2 separate regions of the Mus musculus genome follow, and region 2 is linked to region 1. A link is a loop called in an ENCODE intact Hi-C map of the cell type or tissue named here. Cell type or tissue: heart. All regions are shown on one strand.

The links. Hi-C counts contacts between places; a loop is a spot of excess contacts. Peaks named below come from ENCODE experiments on the same cell type or tissue, not always from the same donor. Only the 100,000 strongest peaks of a DNase experiment are listed, where the experiment ranks them.
Region 2: it touches region 1 in a loop (3-fold over the local background); 1 of 42 quality-filtered maps calls a loop at or near these places.

What each region holds. Positions count from the first base shown.
Region 1 is chr5:110,650,309-110,658,308 of GRCm38, forward strand. Noc4l (NOC4 like) reads right to left here and starts at 3,074. Exons shown (of 15, transcript NM_153570.2): 1 at 2,915-3,074; 2 at 2,703-2,823; 3 at 2,005-2,111; 4 at 1,371-1,478; 5 at 1,004-1,153; 6 at 804-903; 7 at 637-671; 8 at 226-276; 9 at 27-138. The coding sequence starts at 3,031. It overlaps Ddx51 (DEAD box helicase 51), which reads left to right and starts at 3,143. Exons shown (of 15, transcript NM_027156.3): 1 at 3,143-3,480; 2 at 3,570-3,703; 3 at 4,160-4,310; 4 at 4,561-4,706; 5 at 4,784-4,855; 6 at 4,999-5,105; 7 at 5,257-5,365; 8 at 5,452-5,597; 9 at 5,732-5,924; 10 at 6,023-6,138; 11 at 6,217-6,333; 12 at 6,508-6,609; 13 at 6,780-6,843; 14 at 6,943-7,077; 1 more. The coding sequence starts at 3,180. The coding sequence ends at 7,299. In heart, a CTCF peak has its summit at 3,144; DNase peaks (open chromatin) are centred at 2,773 and 3,133; H3K4me3 peaks cover 2,401 bases; H3K27ac peaks cover 1,444 bases.
Region 2 is chr5:110,766,481-110,774,480 of GRCm38, forward strand. Ep400 (E1A binding protein p400) reads right to left here and starts at 4,237. Exons shown (of 52, transcript NM_029337.2): 1 at 4,012-4,237. Pus1 (pseudouridine synthase 1) reads right to left here. Exons shown (of 6, transcript NM_019700.4): 6 at 7,187-7,499. The coding sequence ends at 7,452. Gm15559 (predicted gene 15559) reads left to right here and starts at 4,469. Exons shown (of 2, transcript NR_152254.1): 1 at 4,469-4,782. In heart, CTCF peaks have their summits at 4,239 and 4,556; a DNase peak (open chromatin) is centred at 4,241; H3K4me3 peaks cover 2,249 bases; H3K27ac peaks cover 1,853 bases.

The DNA.
Region 1 (8,000 bases):
AACAGCCTAGGTGAAGTCCCACTTACCCACATCACAGGCACTTGTGAGGAAGTCAATCATGAGTGTGGGTTGGGCCAGGTGGGGCAGGATGGAGTCATGCATGGCCACCAGCACCTTCTTGTAGAGGCTGAGGGGCAGCTGCAGAGATTGTGTTAGTCAGGGAAGCGCTTCCCTTGTCCCCACTCCCCACACCCAAACCCAGCATTCCCACCCACCAGACTCTACCTTGTGCTTGAGGAAGCCAAGCCACATCTCCTGGAAAGCTTTCTTGTGCTCCTGTAACGGGACCAGGTGGTACATGTATCCTGACACACCCAGCCCCTCCTGGCCCTTTCGGACCTTTTACCCTGGCAGCCCTAGGGCAATCTGCAATGCCATGTCTCAGCCAGCACAAGGAGAGATGAGGTACACAGAGGTTAGGGACTGGGTCTGAAGCTGGTCATAGCGACACACATAAGGGGCATCGCTTGAGAGAGTAGAGTACATACGTTGCCTGTAATCTACCCAGAGAGAAGCCTATGCTAAGAAAGGTCCAAAGGGGCACCTCTTGAGACAGTGGAGTACATGCATTGTCTGTATCTACCCAGAGAGGAGAAGACTATGTCAAGGAAATCCTCAAGTCTAAAAGCATCTCACCTTCAAGTGAACGACCTTCCACTTGTCTGATGTCTCTGTAATTACAGCAAAGATAGGTCATCAACTTATAAGACAGCGGCTAGCCAGACTGATAGACTGGGACTCTGTTCAGCAGCCTATCTACGAGGGGGCAGGCTCCTGTGGGCCTTAACGTGCCCAGAACTCACGTGCATGCTTCACATAGAAGTTGGTGAGTTCACACTCTTGGAGGGGTAGGCTCACAGCAGACAGCAATGTGAAGGCATTGTTCCAGAGGGTGAGGGACACCTGTAGGAAGCCTCGCCTAAGCAGCTGGCCAGGCTGCTGCCACCTGCCTGCCTCCCTGAGGAGCTAGGACACAGGGTGGTGATGAGACCCAGTTGTTTACCTCAGGTTGCTGGCTGGTGGCCCGGGCCATGATGCTAGTGGCCACCTGCATTGTGTGGTACCGGATGTCATCATATTCCAAGTACTCACAGAAATGGGAGATAAGCAGGCTGTGGTCGTCCTCTGGTGTGAGCAGGCCTCCTACCACTGCCTGGGGACAGAGATAGGGTGAATGACCTTGTCTCACAGAGTGGTCCTAGCATGGTCAAGGAGAATGGCGCAAGCCCCATACCACCAAGTTGTCTGCCATTTCCTCTTCAACTGACAAGACAGGAATAATCCCCCCAGCTATCTGTTCAGTCTGCTGGCTCATGGGATGGCCTTAGGCGGTGGCCACCACGGTCCTCCAGGTCCCACCAAGGCCTCACCCTGAAGAGTGTGCGGGGGAAGAGGTAGTGGCTTTCCCACTGAGGCTTCTCCAGTGGTTTTGCTCCTTCCAGCTGCACAAACTTCATGAGTGTCTTGAGGGCCAGTTCCTGGGATGCAGAGAAGAGTGAGCGTGAGGCCTCCACCCTTCAGGAGGCCCCCAAAGCTCCTCTAGCCTCAGGGAGGAGCTCTCACAACCAAGCTTAGGACCGGGCCAAAAACCAGGAGAGAAAGGAGGCCAGACCCCAGCTTATCTCGCTCCATGTTACATGTGTGTGCCGATGGTGACCTGGGATAGAACTCTTAACAGAACTTGGCTTGAGGCATGTACACAGGGTGGGCCTGCAGGGGAGGCCACCTAACTATTCCCTTGTCCCCCCCAGTTTTGGAGGTGCCTCAACAAATGTGACAATGTACAAAGCAGATCTGCTGCCTGGAACTAGGGTTACAGACTCCATGTCTTTAGGTCCGGATGATTCACAGCACACAGTGGAAAAGAACAGCAATAAAGATGTCTAGGTAGAAGTCTCTCAGACAAGTGAAGGAAGAGATGCTCGCATCAAAGGCCTCTACCCCTGTGCTGTGAAGTACTTTAGAGATGAGAGGAAAAGCTGGGCTAAGGGCTTCAAGACTCACCTTGACCTGGAAGGTGGGATGGGCCAGGAGTTCCTCTAGGCGGTTACAGCAGCTGTGGTATCGATGTCTTATCCACACCTTGTATTTGTATGTGGCTCCCTGGGACCCTGGGGACAGAGTTAGGAGAGCTAACTCACACTCATATTTATGTGTGCCAAGCCTGACCAAGGTCCCAAACTCAGCCCCAATCTTCCGGCTGTTTCTCATCTTCACAGCTGTAAACTATTTAAGATGCCAGACCGGGGCTTGGGAAAGACGATTTCTGAGCCCTGCAAACTGGGAAGGGGGTATTGAAATGTAGTTCCTCTCGCTTTGCCTCAGAACCTGGGTCTCCCCACTAGGACAGAGACAGTATCAAACTCGGAAATGGCGCAAATAAAACATGGGTGTGTGTGTGTGTGTGTGTGTGTGTGTGTGTGTGTGTGTGTGTGTGTGTGTGTGAGAGAGAGAGAGAGAGAGAGAGAGAGAGTGTGTGTGTGTGTGTGAGTGAGTGAAAACGGCTACGTATACGGATTCACGCAGTCCTGGCAAGTATACGGATCTCAACTCGCTTCCTGAGCTACAATGAGTGACTGCGTCGTCCTCCCAGATCGCATGGTCTATGACAAGGCCCTGGCTCGGGGGTGCATCCTAAGTTGACAAGGCGTCCCACCGGAACTGCCTAGCGGAGAGTACCCCACGCCCTCCAGGTCACCCACCTGCCAGGGCCGTGTCTTCGCTCGGCAGCGAGCCCACGAACAGCTCTTCCCGCTCCAGCAAGGTACCGAAGAGTCGGCTGCACGTGCGCACTCCTTCCTCGATTTCCTCGGGCTCCTCGGACTGAACACGGGGAGGCCCCGACAAGGTGACGCTCGGCCCCGTCGCGACTCCCACTGACCTGGCCGCCCCCAGGTCCGCCCCTGCGGCTCACCTGAAGCACAGCCAAGATGTCGAACACCGCGTTCGCTTGGCCACGACTCGTCAGCACTGCCTCCAGGAGGCGGCCGAGCTCTTGCCTGGAGCTCGCCGAAGCTGGGTGCCGCTCCATGCCGCCGCCGCCGATGCTGCTCCCGGTTCCTGGAAACCGAAGTGTGCGCCGAGCGGAGTCGCGCCCGTGACGTCACCCGAGCCTCTAGGTCGCGGGGCGGCGTACGTCATCAAAGAGCGCCGGAGAGGAACCGCGGCGTGGGGCAGCTATGGCGCTGTTCCACATAGCGCGGTACGCGGGCCCAGAGGCCGCGGGGCAGGGGGATACGGACGCAGAGGCGGGCAGCCGGGCTCGAGTGCTGCTCGAGCGGCTGCAGAACAGAGCCCGTGAGCGACAGCAGCGGGAGCCGGAGCTCGAGACCACAGGAACGGCCGGGGAAGGGGAAGCGGCAGCAGCAGGCAAGCGGCGACGGCGGCCCCGACGGCGGCGTCGGGTGAGCGGCTCGGCGACTCCGAACTCGGAGGCTCCTAGGGCGAAGCGGCGGAAAGCGGACAAGGACGTGGACGCAGGTGGGCCGTGAGTGCGCAGTGTGGACGGGGCATGGAGGCTCTCTGTGCTGCTGGGTTGACATCCCCCTACGTTGTGCTGTGTCGCTCAGGGAGAGGTGAGGAGGCTCCGGAGGAGCTCAGTGCCGGCGCAGAGGACCCGGGTGCGAACCCTCAGGAGGATGTCCAGAGACCCCCGGCTCCAGGCCGGGTGCTGGGGGACTTTGCAAGAAGAAAGACGCCGAAGGTGAGTGAGCCTGTGCGCGGTTCTTTTTGTCCTCCCGGGACTCTTCAGTTCTTAGCCGGGGGGTGGGGGGGATTTCGTTTTGTTACGTGACCTTAACTACTGAAAGTGGGAGGTATGCATGGGACACTCTTGAAACTGAAATCCAGACGGATAAGAACTTTTGGGATAAGCCCCGTGGCGTGCCTTGCTGTCCCTGTTGAAAGCAACATTTCTTGGTGCATGAAGACAGTTTGCTGGGTTGGTAGGCTTATAGGCAAAGTATCCAGATTGTGTTTAGTGCACTAGGATAGGGTGTCTGCTGGTCCGGGTGTCTTGTCCAAAGGTTGCCAGAGTGGGAGGTGGTGAAGGGTTGAAGAAAGACTGGTTAGGGTCTCTTAATGTTGTAGTTCCTGGTTTCTAATGACTCCACAAGCCTGGAGCCTTCTGGGGGACGTTTGCGCTGCTTCTTGCTTTCAGGTTCAGCCTTTCCTGCCAGCATGGTTGGCTAAGCCAAGCTGTGTCAAAAAGAGTGTCACCGAAGATCTCACTCCCATTGAGGACATCCCTGAGGTTCACCCTGACCTGCAGAAGCAGTTGAGAGCTAATGGCATCACTTCCTACTTTCCAGGTGCCTAAGCCTTGGACAAATGATGGGGTGAACTCCCCGAGGCAGCTTTCCCTGGGCTGTTAGAGCTGTAGTGTCAGGGTTGTGGTTTAGGGGTCCCCACTACACATCAGATCAGCGAGCTTCCATATTCTTGGGTTCAGGTCCTTGACAATTTTCCAGCCCTGGTGGCATCTTTGTCCGGGAGAATTCCTGGGTGAAATGGTATAACACGGCCTATACTTGACACACTCCTTTCCTTCTCTCCTTCCAGTCCAGGCAGCTGTGATTCCCGCCCTCCTCGAAAGTGCTGACCATGGGTTTCTCATAGGCAGAGGTGGCTACCAACCTAGTGACCTCTGCGTCTCTGCCCCAACGGGCAGTGGGAAAACACTGGCCTTTGTCATCCCCGTGGTACAGGTGAGTATGAGGGCAGATTCCCCGCTGTAGCACAACAGGGAGGGTCCCAGTGGCACAGATGGTCTCTGTCTCTGCAGGCCCTGTTGCATCGAGTGGTCTGCCACATCCGTGCACTGGTTGTACTTCCCACTAAGGAGCTGGCCCAACAGGTATTACAGCTCTGCGTCCAGAAGTCTGTATCCCCATCTCTAGTCGCCCTGCATATACATGCTACTTACCTCTTGACCTCCTGAGTCACACTCAAGGGTCTTTGCTTAGTCTGCCTTAGGCCAGTGACGGACTCCTTTTGCAGGTGAGCAAAGTATTCAACATCTACACAGACACCACGCCTCTGAGGGTTGCCTTGGTGACTGGACAGAAGTCGCTGGCTAAGGAGCAGGAGAGTCTTGTCCAGAAGACGTAGGTGTGCCAGGCGGTGGCCTCTTGAAGAGGTCATTCCTCAGCCCAGCTGGTGTCCTTTGGTTGGGGTGGTGTCCGTGCTTTACATGCGAGCTTGGCGTTAGATGGCCCCGGGAGGCGCTTCCTTCCTCTGAGTCTCTGTGGTTTGCAGAGCAGATGGTTTCCGTTGCCTGGCCGACATTGTGGTGGCCACACCTGGCCGCTTGGTGGACCACATTGACCAGACTCCAGGATTCAGCCTCCAGCAGCTCCGCTTCCTGGTAGGCCACCGTCTGGACATTGAGCCTCTAGCTGGGGTGATCTCGACAGGGAGTCTTCATCCAGCCCTGGCTCTTGTCTGCTATAGATCATTGATGAGGCTGACCGGATGATAGACAGCATGCACCAGTCCTGGCTGCCACGAGTGGTGGCGGCAGCCTTCTACAGTGAGGGCCCCACGGGTTCCTGTGCCCTGCTCCAGAGGACACAGCCCCAGGCTCTGACTGCTGCCAGGTACCCTGCCTTGCATGAGGGCCGGCTCCTCCAGGTGCTGCTCTCTTTCTCAGCTCCCTGGCTGGCCCTGTCTATAACAGGGATCGGGGTGGCACAAGGAAATCTGTCACCCTTACATGCCCTTCCTTTTCCAGCACCTGTGTCCCCCAGATGCCTCTGCAGAAGCTACTGTTCTCAGCCACACTGACCCAGGACCCCGAGAAGCTGCAGCGCCTTGGCCTCTACCAGCCACGGCTTTTCTCCACAAGGCTGGGACAACAAAGTCCTAAAGACACAGCTGAGGTGGATGAAAACTCGGGGAAGTACACCTTCCCCGTGGGGCTCACGGTGAGCAAGGAGGACCTGTGGAGCAGGCTAGGGTGTGGGGGCAGGCTGGTGCCTAGGTCCAGGGCTCCTGGCTAGCGCCTGCTGTCCATCTCCCACAGCATCACTATGTGCCGTGTAGACTCAGCTCGAAGCCACTCATTGTCTTACACCTGGTCCTCAGGATGAGCTGCTCAAGGGCTCTTTGCTTCACCAACTCCCGAGAAAACTCCCACAGGTAAGGTGAACTAAGGTGGGTGGAGCCAATGTACACTAGACTCTCGTAACACCTGGCTTCTATTTCTTCTCTGCCCAGGCTGTACCTATTAGCACAAGCTTTTGGGGGTGTGAGTGTGGCTGAATTCTCCTCCCGCTATGGGCCTGGCCAAAGGAAGAAAATCTTGAAGCAGTTTGAACAAGGAAAGATCCAGCTGTGAGTACCAGGGAAACAAGATAGGACCTACTCTATAGAGTTGGGTTGTCGTTGGGACCCCCTAGTTTCCGAGCAGCTGATTTCCAAGAGGGACTTGGAACTAACCCTGGCGGAGTAGGCACAGGGGTGGATGTTTGTTCCTGGCCCTCAGCCCTACTGCCTGTGTTTCATCAGCCTTATCAGCACAGATGCTACTGCTCGAGGCATTGATGTGCAGGGTGTGGAGCTGGTGATCAACTACGATGCCCCACAATATCTGAGGACCTATGTGCACAGGTAAGGGGTACTTGGCAGTGGCCATTGATAGGCCACATTACGGATTCTTGGTCATCCTATGTAGGATCACCCTGCATGATGGTCATGTACAGTATGGCCAAGAGAGGCACTGTCCTGTCAGGTCTCTGGGCCAGGAGCCACTGTCCAAAAACACTCGTGCTCGGTTTCAGGGTCGGGAGAACAGCTCGAGCCGGGAAAACTGGACAGGCATTCACACTTCTCTTGAAAGTGCAGGTAAGATTGTTTAGTTCTTAGCAGACGTCATGGGCAGAGCCAAGCTGCTACAGATGCCGGCCTGATCAGACTCCTTCCCATGAAACGCCTCCCTTCCAGGAAAGGAAGTTCCTTCAGATGGTGTCAGAAGCTGGGGTGCCTGAGCTGACACACCATGAGATCCCCAGGAAGCTCCTGCAGCCGCTGGTTGCTCGTTATGAGACAGCCTTGTCTCAGTTGGAGAAAACTGTCAAGGTGAGGCCTTCTGCAAGTGGAGGCTCTGCCCTCGAAATGCCATCACACACAGGAGAGGGAGGCAAGCAGGAAGCAGCCTCATGCCATGGGAGGTGCCTCCTTTAGCATGATGTCTGTTGTCTCTCAGGTGTAGGGCTAGGGGGCTGTAGCTAGCAGTAGGGATGAAATGGTGCAAAGCTCGTTTTCCCTCCACAGGAGGAGCAGAAACTGAAGGCAGCCTAGATGAGAACAGGGCCCTGGAGGGAAGATCGTGCGAACAGAAGATAAGTTCCTTGGGGTTCCAGTGGAAACAACCCTTCTCCCCAGTGCCGTGGGCATCTGGTCGTCTTGGTTGATGCAGCCTAGATGGTGGCCTCGTCCTGAAAAGTAATGGCTCTCGGGTTGGACTGCTGGTGTCCAGTTGGTCTTGGGAAATAAGCTCAGGTGAAGCTGAAGGATGCCTTCTGGAGTGTGAGCAAACACTATGGTGACTGGACTGTGGTGATCAAAGTGCTTATACGTTAGCGTCTCCTGTCTACAGAGAAGCTATGGCGAGCCTGCCCCAGGCAAGTCACTGGAGCCCAAGAACAGGTTGGCAGCAGCCTTGAAGATACTTCCTTGGCTACTAGTCTTCAAGATTGTACTTTATAATTAGCCTCCCACCCATTTAAGTTCTTAAATGATGTGAGAGTCCTTCCCTGAATATATATAGTCAAGGAGAATTAGCGCTTACCTGTGCTTTTAAGAAGGCCTGTTTTTAAAAAGTCAGTGTATCAAAAAAGATAAACATTTTCATTTGTATTCAGAAAAAAATAAATGGATCACTTGAACCTATACAAATTCCCGATAGCTCCAACACAGCCACTTAACTACTCCTCTAACCCAGAACACCTAGGCACAGGCTACGGGTACTATCTTCAGGCCCTTGGAACTTGGATAAGGGG
Region 2 (8,000 bases), 120 kb after region 1:
GTCTCAAAATACTCTTTGAACTTTTAAACAGTACTGGGATGGCTAAAACCATGGGGATGTGTATAGCTGGAGAATATATCCTGCATCATAAAATGTCCTAAGTCTATGGGACCAAAGACAGAATGTTATAAATATTAAAATGCCTTCCACACCCATGTGTTTAATAAACATCTGGTCTCCAACTGGTAACACTGTTTTAGGAGATTTTGGGATCTTCAGGAGATATTACCTAGCTAGCAGAAGTAGATTGCTGAGTAGACCTTGAAGGTGGTACCTCCACTTCTAACTACATCCCAAGCTCTGTGCTCTCTTAAGTTACTTCTGATTATTTCCTTACAGCACTGTATAATGGCTTATTTCACTTTACAAACGGTCTCTAAACTCCTCATTCTCCTTATAACTGAATCATCCACTGGGGTATATGCATACAGACACCACATCCTTTCCCACTCAGTCCCAGATGACCACCTAAGTTGATTCTGTATCTTGGATATTGTGATCAGTGCTGAAAGAAACAAGGTTGTGCATGTGTCTCTTCTGTATACTGACTACATTTCCCTTGGATATATACCTAAGAATGGGATTGCTCAGTCAAAAAAGTAGCTTCACTTTTTAGTATTTTTGGTTTCTCCCATTCTGGATCCACTTTAGCACTATTAATTTACATTCCAACTATATATCACAGGCTCGCCAACATGTTACTGTCTTTTGTTAACTGTCAGTTTAACTGGGATGAGATAACATCTAACTATGATTTTAATTTACATGCCCCAGTAATCCATTTAACTCAGTTTAAATTCTAACTTTATTTTTATATATTTCCTTCAAGACATGACTTCACTATGTAGCACCTGGCTAGCCTCAAACTCATAGAGATGAACCTGTTTCTGCTTCCCAAGCATGGACCACAGTGTCCTGATAAATTCTAATTTTAGTTCAACCTCTACAAGACACACACACACACACACTCCCTGAAAGCCAGAACATGTGGAATTGGTACTTAGAGAAATGGCCACAGAAAATCATGAAGGGAAAGGCTTACCTGACCAGTGAACTGTTTTATCACAACTCCCACTGGCCCACCACACAGAGCAGGTTTTGGGGTTAGCACTTGCTATGGCCAGTATTGCTTAACTGGTCTCCATCTTATATAAAAGACAACTCAATGAGAGCCAGAACCCAACTGGGGCTCAACCTCCAAAGCAGAACAGTGGCAGCTACACTAAAAGGTCTTCTATCACCCAATCACTGAGGTCTAGCTTCTCTCCTCCTCCCCGACAAAGAACCCTCACATTTCAAAATTCTTCCTTCAACCTGAGACCCACGTTCAAGAACACTTTCCATACCCAAATAATTCATTTGAAAGACACCAAAAACTAACACCCTTTACTAAGGGTGTTAAAACATCAAATGTTTAAGAATAAGGGGTATGGATAACTCAGTGGTTAAGTGCTTGCTTTGCATGTGGAGGAACTTGAATTTGATCCCCAGTTCCACACACATTAACAAAAATTAAACATATCAAAAATGAAGCGTTCAGCCAAGTAGGGCAGCACATACCTGTCTATAATGGAAGTACTCAGAAGGCAGAGGCAAGAGGATCACAGGTTCAAGTTGAGGATAGGTCTACATAGTTCAAGGCCACCTATGGCTCACCAACCAAAAAAATAAATAAATACAAATAAAAAAGATAATGCTTCTACTTGTTTGCTAACAGCCTCAAGAAACTCATGGACAGGGGCTAATAAAAAGATGGCTCAGCAGTTAAGAGCACTGCCTGCTCGTCTAGAAGGCATGGGTTTAATTCCCACCACCAACATGGTGACTTACAATCCTCTGTAACTCCAGTTCCAGGGTATCTGATTCCCTCTTCTGGCCTCTGTGGGCATCAGGCACCCAAGTGGCACAGAGATATACATGTAGGCAAAACACCTATACACACAAAATAAAAAAAAAAAACAGGGTTGAAGAAACAGCCCAGGAGTCAAGAGCATATGTGCTCTTCAAGAGGATCTGAGTTTGAATCCCAACACCCATGCTGGGTAGCTCATAACCACCAGAAGATCAGACACCCTCCTGTCTCGTCAGGCACACAAGGCAGACAGAGACATACACACACAGAATATAAACATATACAAACACATCACACACACACATACACATACACACACACACACACACACATTTTTTTTTTTAATTTTATGGACAGCCAGAACAAAGCCTTCAGAAACAGGGGCGCCTAATCACTGGAGAGGCGATGACCAAAAGGCTAAGTAAAGATGCTACAGAAAATGGAGGAAATGGTGACTGAGAGCACACAAAAAATTCCCTCCCACCCAGGAATACAAGGCAGCTGAGAGCTGAAAGAGTTAACTGGAGGGGAAGATTAACCCAAGGAAAGGTTACTATGTAGTTGTAAATAAGGTGGCCAGAAAACAACAGACAGCCATTCTGAGGAATGCTATGTTATGACCTTGAGTGGGCCACAAAGAGCAACCCAACACAGAAGCCAAAACACCAGTAAATGCCTCACAGGGACAACAGTATCAACAACATTATGAGGCAGTTATTGTACTGTTGGATGATCATGGTACCTACACAACTTAAAACAGTTTCATTAGATAATGCCAAACGTTTTTTTAAAGTTAGAAGAATACAATAAAAGGAAATAATGACACTTTCGATATTAGGCTATCTTGAGATTTTAAACATTTGGTGGGGAGGAAGATGTGGAGTAGACCTTCAATCCTTTAGTACTCAGGTGGCAGAGGCAGGTAGATCTCTTTTGAGTTCGAGGTCAGCCTGTTTCAGGACAGCCAGAACTACTCAGTGAGACCATGTGTTTTTTGTTTTTTTGGGTTTTTTAAAATATATAAATAAATTAAGGGGGTTAGAGGGGGCTGGGCACTGCAGCAGGAACCAGCACTCCCAGATACGCAAGAGACTGAGGTAGGAAGATAACCTGAGGCCAGGATCTGAGGCCAGCCTGGGACACAAAGATTCCTCTCAATGGCAAGTAAATAAAAACAGCCAGGCATGATGTCTCACACCTGCAAACCCAGTATCAAGGTGGAGGCATCTGGATTGCTAAGAATTACAGACCAGCTTGGACTACTTAATGAGTCTAGTCCAGGCTGATTCGGACTTCCATGAGACTTTTTGTCTCAGAAAACCTAAATACGTAAAAAGAAGATTTAAAGTTAACATGTGGTTTGCCTTGTGGCCATCCAAATTGTATAATTCATATTCATTCATTCATTTTCTCTCTCTCTCTCTCTCACACACACACACACACACACACACACACACACACACCCAGGTACAAGAATCGCGGATCTTCGTGAGCTCAAGGCCAGCCTGGTCTAAATGGCGAGTTAAAAGGCCAGCCAAGGCTCCAGGGTAAGACCCTGACTTAAAATGGAAAAGCGAAACAAAACCAAAACCGAAACAAAACAAGGACCGTTTTTGCCACACGTATAATCGAGAGCACAAGTGACAAGTGCCAGGGATGAGCGCAACCCCCAATTCCAAGTCGCGGTGCTCCAGGATACTGGACCTAGGGACAGACCTGCGGAGACAGCGGCTCGGCGGCTGATGGTACACCTCCGAGCCCCGGCCCGGGGAGCTCTGCCAGATCCCCGGCGTCCTTCCCGCTCTGTCTCCGCTCAAGGCTCTACGTCGCGAAAGGAAGCCCCGCGCGCCGCGGACCAACGGTGCCGCGGGCGTTAAGAGCCCCGCCTTCCCGAGCGCTCGGAAACGGCCGCGCGCCTGCCCAGAAAGAACGGCGCACTCGAGAGCGCTGACCAGAGAAGGGCCTTGCTGAGGCCGGACCACGCGCCGAGCCACCGACCGGTCCCCTCTCAGCGCCGCCCGGCCCCTCGGCCCCGCCCGCCCACGACAAAGCGCCGCCGCGGCCTGGGCCCGCCGCGACGCCAGCAGCAGCAGCACCGCTAAACACAACCGCTCGGCACGCCGCCGTTGCCGCCTACCACCCACCGTCCCGCCTCTCACCCGCTGACGCTATCCCGTTCGCTTGCACCGCGAGCAAAAGCCGCGCTCCGCCGCGTCAGGACAGCCGGGAGGCTCGAGCGCGCCGCAGCCGCTCGGCACATCCGGGTCCACGGGCACAGGAAGTAGCAGCGCCGGTGCTACGGCGCGCGGCGAGGGACTAACGGTACCTATCCTGTAGGGCCGCTCGCAGCCGCGCGGGGTCGCCTGAAGCTGAGGCGCTGCTGACGGCGGAGGCAGGACCGAAGCGGCTTCTTAAGCAGGCGGTTAGGGGCGGAGCTGTATGCAGGAGGTGCGTTGGGCGGAGTTTGGAGAGCGGAGAGCCACCTCAGGGCCGCCTCCGAAAGGCCTCATCCGTACGAGGCGGGACCGCTTCGGACAGGACGAGGGGAGTCGGCGCACGCGCAGGGAAGGGCTGGGGGGGCTGAGGCGGTGCACGCGGGCTGGGGCGTGGCCTCATGGGTACAAGGCGGAGCCTCAGGCCTCGGGGAAGTTCCGGTAGACTCGGGAAGGGGCGTGGCCTCGTCAGTTGGGGGCGGACCCCGAGTTTCACTCAGTTACGCCACCTGGCGACTCGCTCCAGCGGGGGAGGCTGTTTAGGAAAGCTCGAGCGGACCTGATCGCATCCTCTGGGTGTGCTCCGCCTCCGTGGGAAATAGGGGACTAGCCCTATGAACAAAAAGGCGCCTGAGGCGCAGTGAGCAGAAGTCTGAAAATACATCCAGCATCATTAGACATCACAGAAATGCAAAAGAAACCACGACCCAAGAGGAGGTAAGATTGTAGTACGAGTTTGAAAAAGATTTTATATATATATTTTTTGTTGTTGTTGTTTTGTTTTGTTGTTTTGTTTTGTTTTGAGACAGGGTTTCTCGGTGCAGCCCTAGCTGTCCTGGAACTCACTCTGCAGACCAGGCTGGCCTCAAACTCAGAAATCCACCTGCCTCTGCCTCCCAAATGCTGGGATTAAATAAAGGCATGCACCACCACTGCCCAACAAAAGATTATAATTTTAAAAACACTATAAAAAAAAGGAAGAAATTAACTGAGCTTCGTGGCACAAGCTTGTAATTCAGTGGATCTCAGCCTATGGGTCACATATAAGATATCCGGCATGTCAGATATTTATTTCCATTACAACTTATAGCAGTAGCAAAATTACAGTTATGAAGTACCAATGAAATATGGTTGGGGGTCACCACAACATAAGGAGCTGTATTAAAGAGTCACAGCATCAGAATGTTTGAGAACCACTGCTATAATCCCAGAACTTGAGGCTGAAGCAGCAAGATCTGGGGTTCATGCTGGCTTCATCCATTCATCATGTTTGAGGCTGTCCTGGAATACATGAGACCCCATCTCAAAATAAAAAACAGGAGGGAAATGTGTTAGGAAGGAGCCAGTGGAAGTTGTAGGGAATAAGGGGAAATGAAGAGAAGGTGGATATGACCAAAACATACATGCATGAAACTCTAAAATAAAGGATCTTTTTAAAAGCTCAAGATAGGGGTTGGTGAAATGGATCAGCAGTTAAGAGCACGGACTGCTCCTCCAGAGGTCCTGAGTTTAATTCCCAGCAACCACAGGGTGGCTCACAACCATCTGTAATGTGACCCAATGCTCTTCTGGTGTGTCTGAAGATAGCTACAGTGTACTCATATACATGAAATAAACAAATCTTTAAAAAAAAAAAAAAAAGTCCAGGATAACTGGAAAGTTGGCTTAGCCATGAGAGGACCTGAATTCAGTTCTCGGAACCCACATCAGGTGGTTCACAACCATTTGTAATTAGCTCCAGATCTGACAACCTCTTCTGGCTTCCACAGGCATTCACATATACACATGACACACACACATACACATGACATACACACAAACACACACACACATTATAATTTTTAGAAACTTACAAGGGTTTCTGAGCACTGCTGCTTTTGCAAAAAAAAAAAATGAGGTTCCTAGCACCCACATTAGGGAGCTTACATGTACACACACTCACACACATACTTTTTTAAAAAAGATTTTATTTGTTTAATTAGGAGTGTGCACGTGTGTCTAAGTGTGGGATATGCATACATGAACGAGTGTCCTCAGAGGCCAGAAAAGAGGGCTGAGTCCTCTAGAGCTAGAATTATAGGTGGGTATAACCTGCACAGCACGGGTGTTGAGAACTGAACTTGGGCCCTCTGTAAGACCAGCAGGCACTTGTAACTGCTAAGCCATCCCACTAACCGCCAAAATAAATTGTCTATAAGTGTTTTGCCTGCCTGAATGCAGCCTGTTGGATCATCTGGAACTGGAGTTACAGATTGTATGGAGCCACTATATTGCTGCTGGAAAGCAAACCCAACTTCTCTGCAAAAAAAAAAAAAAAAAAGGAATACCCATTTTGAGGACATGACCCCTCCCTGCCTCACGGAGCTGTTACTCCTCTAAAACTGCTTGCTCGCCATTCCGAACAAACCAAAAATGCAGGTCATGGGATGAAGCCATCTGTGTAGGTCTAAGGGCCCCATAACACTGACTATGCTAGAGATCTGAGAATGCCTTCACCCATAAAAGGCGAGAGAGGTCTGGGAGGAGTACACTGTGGACTGAAAGGGCATTCCAAACCTAGTGCTGAGTAAGTGGCCGTGGCTGTCCAGGGATGAGGGATACATGGTTAGCACATAAGAAAGGAGACCCAGTGCCGGGCGTGGTGGCGCACGCCTTTAATCCCAGCACTCGGGAGGCAGAGGCAGGCGGATTTCTAAGTTCGAGGCCAGCCTGGCCTACAAAGTAAGTTCCAGGACAGCCAGGGCCATACAGAGAAACCCTGTCTCGAAAAACCAAAAAAAAAAAAAAAAAAAAAAAAGGAGACCCAGAAGGAGGTGAAGAATACTAGGGCATAAAGGTGGGGGCTGCTGACGCACGGTCCCCCTTGAGGTCTCCCAAGAATAGGCAGCATGAAATCACCAGTGTAGCCACTTCAGAGAAAACCGGGATGGTCTCAAAGGACAGGTCCGGATGGAAGGAAGAGAGTATCAGCAGCAGCCGGGAGCAGACTGCTAGTGGCTACATCTACTGCCTGCCCAGCCAACCACACCCCGTGCTGACCTTCTGTGCCTACCCCTCAGCTATCCCGAACACAGCAGTGTTGCACTCATCTCACAGCCAGAAAAGGAAAATAGGCAAAGAATAATTCACTAAGCAAAACATATTTAATAGGAAAAAAAAAATCACTTTTTTTAAAAAGTGCCCTTTCATGCTAAGGTGTATACACACGATGCATGGGCTAAAGTCGGCAGCTGATTCCTGGGATGAGAATTTAATATCCTGAGGTTATGAAGCCAGGCTACATCCACAAGCCAGCCCCCGAATTCTTGGCTCCCCCCCGTCCTGAGTGACAGGCAGGTGCAGAGATTCCAGCCTCAGCACACACAGCAGTGGCAGGATCTACAGTTTCAGTCAGTGTCTCCATCCCCTTCACTGCCCTCCAGGGAACTGGGGACCTGTAGGAAAGGGCAAACAGGAAAAGGACCATGAGACCTAACCTGGAAGCACTCCCATGTGTGGGCCTTGGGAAAAATGAAGGAATCCTGGGTACAGTGCCAAGTGCTTGTTGCTGAGCAAAAGCACTGGTGGGGCACACTCCTTTAATCCCAGCACTTGGGAGGCAGGGGCAGGAGGATTTCTGAGTTCGAGGCCAGCCTGGTCTACAAAGTGAGTTCCAGGACAGCCAGGGCTACACAGAGAAAACCTATCTTGGGAAAAAAAAAAAAAGTACTCTACTAGAGGAATAGGAACAGACTGAAGCTGACCAAGCAGGCCCAAGCAGCCTATGCCTTTAGAGGTAACCAGATACACTGCTCAGCAGCTGGAAGCCCCATGCCAGCCCATGAGTAAACCTTGCCTAGGGGTGGGGTAGGAGCAGGAGGTAGCCCACCCCTCCAGGGACTGTATGGCTTTGGGGATTCTCTGCGACTCAGCTCCTACCCAGCTAATATGTGCGC